Regions from separate parts of the Homo sapiens genome. Here region 1 is linked to region 2. A link is an interaction called in ENCODE POLR2A ChIA-PET data of the cell type or tissue named here. Cell type or tissue: OCI-LY7. All regions are shown on one strand. Each heading gives the region's core, and the rest is flanking DNA. Links, peaks and the distances in the headings are about the cores only. Region 1 overlaps DOP1B (DOP1 leucine zipper like protein B). Region 2 overlaps DOP1B (DOP1 leucine zipper like protein B).

Region 1 (4,391 bases), core at 274-4,273, 56 kb after region 2:
AAATCTGCCAACACTACCTGATAAGAAAGGTCAGGGCACCCTTGGGCTATCTGACCTTTTCTTGTTTGCACTGTGGGAAGCAGGAACTCTGGTATGTGAGCTGTTCCCGCAGGATTAAAAAAAGGCTGAAAGATCAGACAACAGCCCTGTCTGGAGTCTGAGAATTGGGGGCACGTCCTGGCTATGGGTAAGGTTGCTGTGTCTCTAGTTCCAGCATCTGCAACAGGGACAGGCACTAGCTGCCGCTGTCCTCAACTCTCAAGAACTGTACAGTACATAAAAGTGTGCTCCAAGGAATAAATCTTGGTACTCTACTGCACAGTAGGGTGACTACTGCTAACAATAATGCATTGTGTATTTCAAATTGCTAGAAGAGAGGGTTCTGAATGTTTTCACAACAAAGAAATGATAAATGCTTAAGGTGATGGGTATGCTAATTACCATGATTTGATCATCATACAATGTATAAATGTGTCAGAATATCAAATTGTACCCATATATATATACAATATTACATGTCAATAAAAAAAGTATGCTCTTGGCCGGGTGCGGTGGCTCACGCCTGTAAGGCACTTTGGGAGGCTGAGGTGGGAGGATCACTTGAAGTCAGGAGTTTGAGACCAGCGTGGCCAATATGGTAAAACCCCGTCTCTACTAAAAATACAAAAATTAGCCAGGTGTGAGGGCGCACATCTGTAGTCCCAGCTACCAGGGAAGCTGAGGCAGGGGAATCGCTTGAATTCAGGAGGCAGAGGCCAAGATCATGCCATTGCACTCCAGCCTGGGCAACAGAGCAAGACTCTGTCTCAAGGAAAAAAAAAAAAGAAAAGTATGCTCTAGTGCCAGGCAAATGGTAAGTACTTGAATATGTACTACATGAAAATGAAAGTAAAAATCAAGGCTTCAGTAAGAACTTGGAAAAGCTTCCCTCACTGCCCCAAAATAAAAGGAATGTATTTAATGCTGCCACTTTTATTCTATGAGTACCTTTCCAAAGATTCATGATCTCAATTCTTTCTTCTTTTTTCTCCCCTGTGCCTATATATAGTGTAAATATGCCAAATTTTCTGATCTCTGATCTATGTAGGGCCAAGATGACACTTGCTTAATCACTGCTGCTTATAGCGGTTCCAGTCCTGGTTTCAAGTTCTGTCTATTCAAGATCTAATGTGACTCAACTCTAGCAGGAAGAAGAAATGTGGTACAAAAGTCAATAAGCAGCTGGGCACGGTGGCTCACACCTATAATTCTGGCACTTTGGGAGGCTGAGGCGGGCCTCCCAAACTCCTGAGGTCAGGAGTTTGAGACCAGCCTGGCCAATGCGGTAAAACCCCATCTCTACTAAAAATACAAAAATTAGCCAGGTGTGGTGGCAGGTGCCTGTAGTCCCAGCTACTCGGGAGGCTGAGGCAGGAGAATTGCTTGAACATGGGAGGCAGAGGTTGCAGTGAGCCGAGATCGTGCCACTGCACTCCAGCCTGGGTGACAGAGCGGGACTCCGTCTCAACAACAACAACAAAAAAAGTCAATGAGCAATTAAGTAAAAGCTCCCCCAGGACCTGACACCGTAGATGGTGTCCCACATGGAACCAAAGCTGAGCGGTGTGAGGAGTTCCACAGACAGACCCTCTCCCAAGCAACACAACCATAACTGGTGAAAATTATTTTAAAACCAACAACAACCAACCATTTAGAGTCTGGAAATTATCCAAAGGACATTCAGGAAATAAAGAAACATTTATTCCGGAAAACCTACGACATTTCGGTCAAAGCAGCAAGAGTCATGGCACTTGAGCCATGACCTGCTCATCATCTCCTTCCTTCCCCAGCTTAGCTCCATGGAAACGTCACTATCCACTCTGGTGCATGTGGCCAAGCAAAAGGGTGCTCTCTTTCCCCAGCTCCCAGTCAAGGGCTTTTGCACCTCCTGGGAGGGGCAGGCCACCAGCACGTCACCTTCCCACCCCTCTGCTGGATGTGGCAGAGGCTAAATCCAGGTGAGTGCAGTGGAGGAGTCATGGGCTCCCTGCCTCCACCCAGACCCCACTCCCAGGCAGGGGTTCCACTCAGTCCTGGCAGGCCCAGAATACTGGGGCCCCAGTTGCTCTCACTGTAGCTTTCCTGGAGGGTGAAAGTTACATGCTGGGAGAGGAAGACCAAAGGCTACTGCCTCTGCCCAGTGCCCTATAGAATATCACTCTCAGAGAAGTGGGCCACTGCCCCCATCCCCAGCAATACGGTTCTGAGTTTTGCTCAGGGGGAGAAGGAGGCCATAAGAAGAGTGTTCCCAGTGGGAAATACCTGATAGAAATCTGTTTTCTCTGCAATGACTTTCAATATCCCTGGAGCAATGGGAGGAACCGTCACCATCTGCAGCTTGCCAAAAAAAGGGTTGTGTCCAGAGCTCTTATAGCGTTTCATCTTGTCTTCAATGACAAGCGCCAGGGACTGGGAATGGTTTATCACTTCCAGCAGAGTGGAAATGGCCACGTTCTGGAGGTAGCAGTCAGTCACACAGCAGCAAATAGTCATGAGGGACTTCAGCCAAGATGGAAAACTGGAATCACCGGCTCCTGAAAGGAAGCCAGCCGGAGAGGCAGAAACAAGCAGAACCACGTGAGAATGGGTCCCCAGTCTGCAGATTCTACAGCACCCTAGATCTGGGAAGTTACCTGAGAAATCCACCTGGACAGCAGTGCGCTAACCTCCCGCTGGTGAGACTTATTTGGAAATAAGGTCCTTACAGAGGTAATCAAATTAAGATGAGGTTGTTAGGGTGGGCCCTAATCCAATATGACTGGTGTCCTTGTAAGAGGGACATGTCAAGGGAAGACAGGACATACAGAGGACACCCTGTGAAGACAAAGGCAGAGACGGGACTGATGCAGCTGCAAGGTGAGGAGCCCTCCAAGGGTTGCCGGCCAGCACCAGAAGCTGAAGAGGCCAAAAAGTATTCCATCCAGGGTCTCAGAGGAGGAGTATGGCTCTGCTGACACCTTGATCTTGGACTTCTGGCTTCCAGAACTATGAGACAAATTTCTCAGTTTATGGTACTTTGTTAGAGGAGCCCTAGCAAACCAATATATAAAATATTGGCCAGGCACGGTGGCTCATGCCTGTAATCCCAGCACTTTGGGAGGCCAAGGCGGGCAGATCATATGAGGCCAGGAGTTTGAGACCAGCCTGGCCAACATGGTGAAACCCCATCTCTACTAAAAATATGAAAATTAGGGGGCCAGGTGCAGTGGCTCACGCCTGTAACCCCAGCACTTTGGGAGGCCTAGGCGGGTGGATCGCGAGGTCAAAAGATTGAGACCATCCTGGCCAACATGGTGAAACCCTGTCTCTACTAAAAATACAAAAATTAGCTGGGTGTGGTGGCGTGTGCCTGTAACCCCAGATACTTGGGAGGCTGAGGTAGGAGAATCACTTGAACCCGGGAGGCGGAGGCTGTAGTGAGCCAAGATCGCGCCACTGCACTCCAGCCTGGCGACAGAGCAAGACGCTGTCTCAAAAAAAAAAAAAAAAAAAATTAGCTGGGCGTAGTGGCACGTGCCTGTAGTCCCAGCTACTGGGGAAGCTGAGGCAGAAGAATCACTTGAACCCAGGAGGCGGAGGTTGCAGTGAGCTGAGTTGGTGTCACCACACTCCAGCCTGGGCAACAGAGCCAGACCCTGTCTCAAAAAAAAAAAAAAAACAAAAAAACCCAACACAAAAAAAACTTTATCAACAGGCATCATGAAATAGTCTATTTACTATCACTGAATGCCACTCATGTTCTAGGTCTTCTGATGGGCTGTGCTGGACACCCAGGGTTTAAAAACATAGGCCCCACCCTTACCACTTTGCCATGTGGTGAGACACAAGTCAAAAATGTACTAATTACAAATGAGGAAGGGAACAAATGAGGCCAATAGCACCTTCTTGGCTTACACAATTTGAGCTAGTCTTTAAATATAGGTTGAGAATCTCTAATCTGAAAATTCCAAATCCAAAACCTGAAACCTTATTAGCACTGACATGATGCTCGAAGGAAACAGTCACTGGAGCTCTTGGATTTTGGATTTCTGGATTAGGAATGCTGAATCGGTAAGTGTAAGGCAAATATTCCAAAAATCTGAAAAAAGTCCGAAATCCAAAATACATTTGGTCCCTAGCATTGTGGATAGGGGATATTCCACCCACGTCAATCGCCTCATCGTATGATTCCCAAAGAGGGACTTCGGCAGGGCTGCCTCTCACCTGGCAGCTGGAAGAGCGTTGCACAGAGCTGCTCGGTCTCTTCCTCGGACAGGTAGACAGGGAAAGTGGCACAATCCAGCAGCAGGTGGCAGGCGGCGGCAAAGGCCTCCCTGCGTTCCTCCCTGGAACCCCCCAGGTCAATGACCACC
Region 2 (4,391 bases), core at 101-4,100:
AATGTTGCTATGCACATTCACATATATCGGAACCCACTTTTTTGTTTTTTTGAGACAGTCTCGTTCTGTCGCCCAGTCTGGAGGGCAGTGGTGCAATCTTGGCTCCCTGCAACCTCCACCTCCCAGGTTCAAGCAATTCTCTGCCTCAGCCTCCCGAGTAGCTGGGATTACAGGCACCTGCCACCATGCCTGACTAATTTTTTTGTATTTTTAGTAGAGACGGGGTTTCACCATCTTGGCCAGGCTGGTCTTGAACTCCTGACCTCGTGATCCACCTGCCTCAGCCTCCTAAAGTGCTGGGATTACAGGCATGAGCCACTGCGCCTAGCCTCCACTTTTTTTTGGTTTGAGATGCAGTTTCGCTCTTTCGCCCAGGCTGGAGTGCAGTGGTGCGATCTCGGTTCACTGCAACCTCCGCCTTCGGTTTCAAGCGATTCTCCTGCCTCAGCCTCTTGAGTAGCTGGGATTACAGGTGCCCACCAATACAGGCAGCTAATTTTTGCATTTTTAGTAGAGACAGGGTTTCACCATGTTGGCCTGGCTGGTCTTGAACTCCTGACCTCATGATCCGCCTGCCTCGGCCTCCCAAAGTGCTGGGGTTACAGACATGAGCCACTGTGCCCGGCCTCTTTTTTTTTTGAGGGGGAGTCTCGCTCTGTTGCCTAGGCTGGAGTGCAGTGGTGCGATGTCGGCTCACTGCAACCTCTGCCTCTCGGGTTCAAGTGATTCTCCTTCCTCAGCTTCCGAAGTAGCTGGGATTACAGGCGCCCACCACCACATCTGGCTAATTTTTGTATTTTTTTTTTTTTTTGAGATGGAGTCTCGCTTTTGTTGCCCAGGCTGGAGTGCAATGGCAGATGGCATGATCTTGGCTCACTGCAACCTCTGCCTCCCAGGTTCAAGCGATTCTCCTGCCTCAGCCTCCCAAGTAGCTGGGATTACAGGCATACGCCACCATGCCCAGCTAATTTTGTATTTTTAGTAGAGATGGATTTTCTCCATGTTGGTCAGGCTGATCCCAAACTCAGGTGATCCAACCACCTTGGCCTCCCAAAGTGCTGGGATTACAGGTGTGAGCCATCGCGCCTGGCCTAATTTTTGTATTTTTAGTAGAGACAGGGTTTTTCACCATGTTGGCCGGGCTGGTCTTGAACTCCTGGCCTCAAGTGATCCACCCACCTTGGCCTCCCAAAGTGCTGGGATTACAGGTGTGAGCCACGGTACCTGGCCTAATTTTTGTGTTTTTAGTTGAGACAGGGTTTCGCCATGTTGGCCAGGCTGGTCTCGAACTCCCAACCTCAGGTGATCCACCCGCCTCAGCCTCCTAAAGTGCTAGTATTACACGTATGAGACACCACGTCCGGCCCAAACCTGCTTTTTAAAAACTAAAAGACTTTCTTTTGCAGAACAGCTTTAGGTTCACAGCAAAATGGAGTAGAAAGTAGTTCCCGTACATCCCATCCTACATACATACAAGCCTGCCGTATTATCAACATCCTGCACCAGAGTGGTACATTTGTTAAAACTGAAGAGCCTCTACTGACTCACTGTTATCCTCCCAAGTCCAGAGTTTACATCAGGGTTCACTCTTGGTGGTGTACATTGTATGGATTTGGAGAAATGGACAATGACATGGATCTACCATTATAGCTCTGTATGCAATAATTTCACTGCCCTAAAAATCCTCTGTGCTTCACCCATTCATCCCTGCCTCCCTCTCCCCAACCCCTGGCGACCACTGATCTTTTTACTGTCTCCATGGTTTTGCCTTTTCCAGAATGTCACATGGTTGGAATCATACAGTGTGTAGCCTTTTCAGACTGGCTTCTTTCACTTAGCAATGTGCATTTAAGAGAACCCGCTCTTTAACCACAAACATTTCTATATGATTACTCTCTTTGTGGGGGTAGGAGAGAGAGAAATAGCCTCTGGGGCTGGTCATGAAATTAAACAAATGAGCAGCTGTGCTAAGCCGGCAGGAAACATAAGCCTATGGGGCAAAGTGAATCGGAGATGGCAGGCTCCAAATAAAGGCATTTGTATCTAACTAAACACAGACAAAAAGGTCTACACAAAGGCAGTGAGGAGCACCAGTGGGTAAGCCCTGTTTTATAAGCATTCAGTAGCAAAAACCACACACACACACACACACACACACACACACACACACACACACACACACACCATAGAAACACATTCATAAACACTCCTGTGAGCCAAATTTGCAGAGCCACAGATGTTGCAAGTAATCTGAAACTTGGTATTCCGAGCTGGCTTAGCTGTCACTAGAAACCCAGATGGTGGTTTCCCATAAACTGTACATGAAAAACAAGTGAAAGTGCTTAAAAGGAAAAAACAAAATCTCTTACTTCAAAAAGGACACACGATCCTATCTGACTTACATTTGAAATAATGGCATCTTGTCAGGTGGAAAAGAAAGCGCTGTGTCCAAGAATTTGCAAGCTGATAAATACAAGATGAGTTCACTCTGGGGTATCTCCCCCACTGAGGGTCCATTTGCATCCGGGACTGAAACTTTCGTTCTGTTTACTTTGTTGGTGCTTCTATAAATTTGCAAAGAAACGCTTGTTATAAATTCATTCAGATCTGTTATAGTCCATTCACCTATGACCTGTCCCTCAGAAGAATTTTCTTTTTAAGAAATTTTTGGAATAGCTGGTCCTTTCACAAGTACTTCAAGATAACAGCATTTAACATTAGACAACTCTATATCTAAAGTGACGTGCTTTAATCGTGACTATCTTTTCCTCTTGTGTACAGATCTTGTACTGCTTACCTCAATGACTCATCTTCATCTTTTAGATCTTCTTCAAGCTGTGTGAATGTCTGAATCTGAAAAAAAAATGCATTCAAGTTACTATCTGAGACAGATTAAATCTACCCAAATATTTTTTTTTACTTATTTTTAAAAATCGATTAATTTATGAATGAATGAATAAGACGGGGTCTTACTCTGTCACCCAGTCTGGAGTGCAGTGGTACAATCATGGCTCACTGCAGCCTCAACCTTCTGCAGATGCAACTTCCCGCCATGCCGAATTAATTTTTGTATTTTTTTGTAGACAAGGAGTTTCACCATGTTGCCCAGGCTAGTCTCGAACTCCTGGGCTCAAGTGATCCATCCACCTTAGCCTCCCGAAGTGCTGGGATTACAGGCATAAGCTACCACGCCCAGCCCAAATTTATATGTATATAAAAAACTAGTAAGTATTATCAAATGGTACAAGTTAGTTGGAATAACTGACAGGGTGAGAGATCAAATATGATCATAGAGTAAAATATTCTCTGTTTAACCAAGAGCTAACCATGTGCTACCAACCTGATTAAAAATAACATTTAGATAAAATGGGATACATAGGAAATAGTACGTTATGTTACTGAAAAAGCATTTTAAAAAGCTCCAACCTTGCTTTCAAACTTACAATACTTGTACTCACCAATTCAGAGACCATTATTGGCCACAATGAAGTCAAATGTTGAGGAGATATTCTTAGCAGCAAAACTCTGAAAAAAAGAAACATCTGAGCAGCAACTATGGATGTCTGTCCAACTCTGAGATTGTCTGTCAGGCGTTCTAAGGAAAGAAGATTGTAAAGATGTTACACAAATATGCAGTTTAGGGTTTCTTATCAGACAAAGAAAAATAAAACTGTGACTGTTCTGACATTCTAGTAACAACCCAGTGTAAGGAATGAGTGTTACAGGCCAGGCTTGGTGGCTCGCACTTGTAATCCCAGCACTTTGGGAGGCCGAGGCGGGCGGATAACAAGATAAGGAGTTCGAGGCCAGCCTGGCCAATATGGTAAAACCCCATCTCTACTAAAAATACAAAAATTAGTCGGGCGTGGTGGTGGGCGCCTGTAGTCCCAGCTACTTGGGAGGCTGAGGCAGGAGAATCGCTTGAACCTGGGAGGTAGAGGTTGCAGTGGGCCGAGATCACACCACTGCACTCCAGCCTGGGTGACAGAGTGAGACTCCATCTCAAAAAAAAAAAAAAAAAAAAAAAAAGAATGTTAGGAGATGCTTTTGTGCAACTAGTCCACCCCAGCCCTCTTCTTTGTGAAATACAGCAGTTCATGGCTCTTGCCAAACCTAAGGAAATGATTCCCACAGGCCGTCCCCCTGCCACAGCTGAGTAGAAAGACATGAACATCTGTCACCAGAAATCCACTGGATGACCAACAGCCATTTCAATGTTCTTTTAAGAATATGAATGAGGAGACGCAGAAACCAAGCAGCCCATGGTGAGGAATGGACTTACACAATCATATGGACTGGCTGGCAGACAACACCATATTTTGAGGGTGGTGGGTGGGAAGCGGAGCAAGTAAATATAACAGATTTACTGAGTAAGGTTTAAACTTGATGGC

What was found. ChIA-PET counts read pairs that join two places held together with the same protein. Peaks named below come from ENCODE experiments on the same cell type or tissue, not always from the same donor. Only the 100,000 strongest peaks of a DNase experiment are listed, where the experiment ranks them.
Region 1: POLR2A ChIA-PET joins it to region 2 with 6 read pairs; 5 of 35 experiments call an interaction of 5 or more read pairs at or near these places.

What each region holds. Positions count from the first base shown.
Region 1 is chr21:36,230,986-36,235,376 of GRCh38, reverse strand. DOP1B (DOP1 leucine zipper like protein B) reads right to left here. Exons shown (of 37, transcript NM_001320714.2): 14 at 4,243-4,391; 15 at 2,302-2,573. Among named protein-coding and RNA genes, the nearest start is that of DOP1B, 76 kb to the right of the region's middle. In OCI-LY7, for the core only: no CTCF peak of the experiment used is centred there; no DNase peak of the experiment used is centred there.
Region 2 is chr21:36,287,218-36,291,608 of GRCh38, reverse strand. It overlaps DOP1B (DOP1 leucine zipper like protein B), which reads right to left. Exons shown (of 37, transcript NM_001320714.2): 33 at 3,459-3,595; 34 at 2,798-2,853; 35 at 2,403-2,564. Among named protein-coding and RNA genes, the nearest start is that of MORC3, 31 kb to the left of the region's middle. RefSeq lists a silencer at 1,767-1,816. In OCI-LY7, for the core only: no CTCF peak of the experiment used is centred there; DNase peaks (open chromatin) are centred at 1,958 and 2,228; H3K4me3 peaks cover 1,970 bases; H3K27ac peaks cover 3,370 bases.